Regions from separate parts of the Homo sapiens genome. Here region 1 is linked to region 2. Evidence: chromatin loops called from intact Hi-C (ENCODE). Cell type or tissue: heart left ventricle. All regions are shown on one strand.

The links. Peaks named below come from ENCODE experiments on the same cell type or tissue, not always from the same donor. Only the 100,000 strongest peaks of a DNase experiment are listed, where the experiment ranks them.
Region 1: a loop joins it to region 2, with 2.0 times the contacts of the local background. A loop is called at or near these places in 1 of 110 quality-filtered maps.

Annotation. Positions count from the first base shown.
Region 1 is chr12:49,950,032-49,952,531 of GRCh38, forward strand. It overlaps AQP2 (aquaporin 2), which reads left to right and starts at 706. Exons shown (of 4, transcript NM_000486.6): 1 at 706-1,159. The coding sequence starts at 800. AQP5-AS1 (AQP5 and AQP2 antisense RNA 2) reads right to left here. Exons shown (of 3, transcript NR_110591.1): 2 at 1,888-2,057; 3 at 1,481-1,638. In heart left ventricle, no CTCF peak of the experiment used is centred here; a DNase peak (open chromatin) is centred at 1,081; H3K27me3 peaks cover 684 bases.
Region 2 is chr12:49,793,826-49,796,325 of GRCh38, forward strand. It overlaps NCKAP5L (NCK associated protein 5 like), which reads right to left. Exons shown (of 13, transcript NM_001037806.4): 8 at 940-2,500; 9 at 1-71. Among named protein-coding and RNA genes, the nearest start is that of NCKAP5L, 33 kb to the right of the region's middle. In heart left ventricle, no CTCF peak of the experiment used is centred here; no DNase peak of the experiment used is centred here.

The DNA of each region.
Region 1 (2,500 bases), 160 kb after region 2:
AACAGGCTGATGCCAGAATGGACACCCTCAGCTTCCTCAGCCGCCCCAGGTTGACTCCATCACCAAGGGCCAGGGTCCCAGTGCCCCCAGGCTCTAGGAGCTGCTGTTTGGCTGGGGCTCCCAGGAGAAGGTGAAGCTTAATGATTTATGGGTGATTAGCTGCAAGAATGCAAGCACAGAAGACACAAACCTTTATGCCTTGGAAATTTGTCACAAGCCAACCAGTTGTTTTCCATCCCTGTGAAGCAGGAATAATTGGAGGTCTGACAGAAGAACTTCCCAGTTACCAGAAGGAGCAGCACTCATGTTCTCTCTTAGTTTTGTGTGAGGTGTTGCCCCTGCCTTGGTCAACAGTTTGAGTCAGAGAGATGGGGGCCGGGCACAATCCCCACCAGACGTTCCCATTCACAAGACCCTGTGGGGGCTGGGAGACGCCCTGGGGCAGCAGCCCTGGGGTAACCAAGGGAACAAACACGGAAAACCAGGGACGTCAGTCCTTATCTGGAGCTCATTAAATGGGGAACATTAGTCAGCTGTGAAGGCCAAGATAGGGTGATAGGCCTGTGGGTGGGCTGGGATGGGGCATGGGGGCAGAGGCCGCCATGGAGGAGAAGAGGTATTGGCCTCAACGACTCCACCTCCCCGCCACGTGCCCAGATCCGGGATGGAAGGACCCTATAAATGCCCACAACCCAGCCTCCCCAGAGGCCTTGAGAAAGAGAGCGATAGAGTGCGAGAGCGAGTGCCCGGAGCATCCTGGCCCTGAGACAGCTGGGCCAGCCCCGCAGGGCTCTGCAGCATGTGGGAGCTCCGCTCCATAGCCTTCTCCAGGGCTGTGTTCGCAGAGTTCCTGGCCACACTCCTCTTCGTCTTCTTTGGCCTCGGCTCTGCCCTCAACTGGCCACAGGCCCTGCCCTCTGTGCTACAGATTGCCATGGCGTTTGGCTTGGGTATTGGCACCCTGGTACAGGCTCTGGGCCACATAAGCGGGGCCCACATCAACCCTGCCGTGACTGTGGCCTGCCTGGTGGGCTGCCACGTCTCCGTTCTCCGAGCCGCCTTCTACGTGGCTGCCCAGCTGCTGGGGGCTGTGGCCGGAGCCGCTCTGCTCCATGAGATCACGCCAGCAGACATCCGCGGGGACCTGGCTGTCAATGCTGTGAGTAGCCACAACTTTGCCATCCACAAGGGGCAGGTCCTGGGGAATCCCTTGTAAAGGATGAGATGGGAGGGATGGGCTCTGGGTGATGTAGGGAGAGAGATGGAGACAGAGGCAGAGAGAGAGGCTGGAGCCAGGAACACAGCCACCATAGGAGGGTCAGGATGAAAGGAGCAATGATACCAGAGCAAAGCAGGATGCAGACAGACTGCTGGCTTCTTCCACCCTGACCGTCGTGCAGGAAGAGCCTCATCCAGGTTTCTGTTGGACTCAACGCCTACATTACAGTGAAGACAGGGCTATACCTCAGCAGGGGTTGGTGTCCCGAGCAGACATGCTTTCCAAGCTGCGGGGAGCCTTGGAGTGATCATCACAGGGTTCTCAAGAGAGAAGAGGGGCCCAGCATTTCTTCTGCTTTGAGGGTTTGCAGGTCCCGTGGCAGGTGCTCCTTACAGGCCAGGCACGGACACACCACAGCCCTGCAAGCAGCAATGGGCATACTCACTTCTCCAAACCTTGAGGAGGTCCCCGGAGCCCATAAGCTGGCTGCTGATTACATGATACAGGCGCTAACTGGGCCCCGTGGGCCCTTTGGGAGCTGAGGGTGGTGCCACAGTCCCTTCCCCCATGTCCCACCCACTTCCCCTCTCAAGTCTGTGTGGGCCCTGTGAATCCAAGGCCCATGAATGTGGAGGAATGACCTGTGCCCCCAACAGATCAACACTCACTCTGTACCCCCATCCTAAGCCAGGACAGTGAGTGCCTCTTTTGTGCTTGTTTCCGGTAGTTCCCGGCCTTTTCCATCCTTGAGCCACTGGACAAGAGTCCTGATGTCTTTGATGAGTCCCGCACAATCTCTGTGGGCGCCCCCTTCTCTGCACAAGTGGCCCTTCCTCATCTGTGGGACAGAGGTATCCCAATTAGGGAACTTCTCTGCTTTGTTTTGTTTTGTTTTTGAGATGGAGTCTCACTCTATTGCCCAGGCTGGAGTGCAATGGTACAATCTCAACTCACTGCAACCTCCACCTCAGGCCATTCTCTTGCCTCAGCCTCCCATGGGATTACACGCCTGTAATCCCAGCTAATTTTTGTATTTTTAGTAGAGACAGGACTCGCCACGTTGGTAAGGCTGGTTTCAAACTCCTAACCTCAAGTGATCCACCCGCCTCAGCCTCCCAAAGTGCTGGAATTACAGGCATGAGCCACCACACCCAGCCTCTGTTCTTTAAAGAGGAAAATATGACAAGGCTGGGGGCCAGGGGCCAAGGAAAGGCTAGGTGGGCAAGCAGAGGAGTGGGCTCATTTCCTCTGAGAACAAAATTAGTTCAGTTTGCAGCAAGA
Region 2 (2,500 bases):
CCGGCTGGAAATCCCCGTACTCAGGCTTGGGCTCCCGCCAGCTCTTGGATGGCAGCTCCTTGCCATCCACCCTATGGGCAACAGTGCAGATATAGGTGAGGGTGGTCTTGCCTGCCCAGACATTCCAGCCTTGCACCCGCCAATGGTGCTGGGCTTAGGGAGGCACTTCCTGCCATCCACCCCCGGGGAAGGGGACATGTCGCTAGTGATTGCTCCCAACACCCTTCTTGACACTGGCAACAGGCAAGGACCTTAGGGAACCCCAGAGGAACAGAGGGCAGGGGAGAAGATGGGAGAACTCCCTGAAAGTTATCCAGGGTCAAGCCTAGAGACTGCTTGATGGTGATTCCAGGTAGACTGGCAGACCCGGTCACATCCTGGTCCATGAACGACACACTCCACCTGCTCTAGCTGAACTTCTGAGCACACCTGCGGTCCAAACCACGCACCCTACCTGGGGCCCAATTCCTGCAGACTTTCTGCCTCATCTGGCCCAGACAGAGCAACCCCAAGATGGGTGGATCCCTTCTTTAAACCACAACTCCTGTTGTGGCAGATGTCAAAGGGCAAGATGGGAAGAGGACTCCCCTTATCCCTTTCCTGAGGGAGAAGACCTTTATCAGCCCATAGTTAGGCTCTAGCCTTCACTTAACTATCACATGCAGGCTGCCTCATCTGGTATGGAGACCATCCAGGAAGATGTGGACTGTTAACTCTTCTCAAATGAGAAGCCAGCAATGAGGCCAAGCCCCTGATCTTTCCTCCAGGCCAAGTCACTGACCCCCCCACCAGCTGCTTTGGTGGCCTTCTATCCCTTTTGACCTCTGGGAAGCCCCAGCTCCCAGGAAAAGCAGGCCTAGCTCCAGACGCAGGTGTGCCCACGAAGGGAAAAGTGCCCCAAGCCCACCAAGCCCCTGTTGACTGATCCCAGGACCTCACCTGTTTAGCAGCTGCTGCATGAAGGTGTCTGCACCTTGGTACATGCCAGCCAGCTGGCCCTGCACCTGCCCCAGCCCCGTGTTGGGCCCTGGGGCTGGGCCACCAGGCCGTGGCCGGGCCCGGCTGCTTAGGTAGGCCTTCTCCTCTTCCAGTGCCCGACGCAGGTCTTCCGCCTTGGCCATCAGCTTGGAGATGTTGAGGCTCTCGGCCTCCAGCTTCCGGGCTTCCATCTTGACTTCCCTCCGGAGCGGGGAGCCCCCGCCAGCCCCCTCCTTGTTCTTGGTGGCCTCTGTGCGGCGGTTCAGCGCTGGCAGCTTGCTCTTCTTAAGGCCGAACCAGCTGGCGATGCTGCTGGTGTTGCGGTGCTTGACCTCGGCGCCAGGGGCTCGCTCCTGGCCCTGGAGCCGCAGCACGTTCTCCTCAATGCCCTTCATCACCTTCTCCTCGATGGCTGAGTGTGGGGCCAGCCCCTCAGGGCCCTGACTTGGGTCAGTGGGGCCAGGTACTAGGGGTGTGGACTGGGCCGTGGTACTACCACAGTCTGCCCAGGGAGGGCCCTTCCCTTTGTCAGGCTTGGGGGACTCCTTGGTGACTAGCGGAGCCCCAGGTCGAGGCACCACCTTGGTTGGTGACTTGGAAGGGAGCTTGGTGGGGCTGCTGTGAGGGCTCTTATTGGGCTTGCCCAGGCTTGGGGCTGAGGTTGGCACTTTGGCAGGGGTACGGGGTACCTGGGGGCACAGGGCCCCTGCCAGCCGGCTCTTGGCCAGCTCCACTTTGGTGAGGCAGCTCCTTGGTGAGACAGGCTCCAGGTCCACCCGGGCCCCCATGGAGTGAGAGGAGTAGACTCGGGCCCCGGGATCCCCCATAAGTCCAGGTTCCTGCTGCTTCAGGCTGTTTGTGCCCAAGGCCACTGCCCCCCGTATCCCCCCCTTGGCTTCTAGCTGCTCCAGTGGCCTGTGGATGGAGGGCACCATGTCTCCAGCACTCTCCCCTGACTTCCCAGGTCCCCGGGTCTTTTCGGTGCCAGGCCTGGCTGGCACCCCATTCTTCTCTGAGCCCAGGGCCCCCTCGGGGCCTGTCTTCAGCTTCCCCAGGGCCGCCAGTCTGTCCCGCAGAGGTGTGCTGCCAGGATCCCCAGGTCGCCGTCCTGACCCCTGGCTGGGCTTCTTGGATGAGTTGCCTGGGGTCCTGCGGCCGGGATGGGGAGACTCCGAGCCTGCCTTGTCCAAACTCTTCTCTTGGGGGCTCCCATAGGGGTACGATTCTGGGAGGCAAGGACTGGGGGGTACTCCAGGGCTTCTGAGGACCTCAGGGGCCTGTGGTACCTCCAGAGTTAGCTGTGGGTAGGTGGGCACCTGCAGTGGGGATGGAGGTGGCTCTGGGGAAGGCCCCCTAAAGGTGCTCCGAGAAAGGTCCAGAATGTTCTCATAGCAGGGAGACACCACTGGGCCTGGGGACAGCGTGGTGGACAAGGCTGACTGCGGGGGTCTGAGCTGTGTGGAGTCTGGGGTTGTGTAGCAGGGTGAAGGGCTGGTGGGCAGGCCTTGCGCCCCCTCTGGGG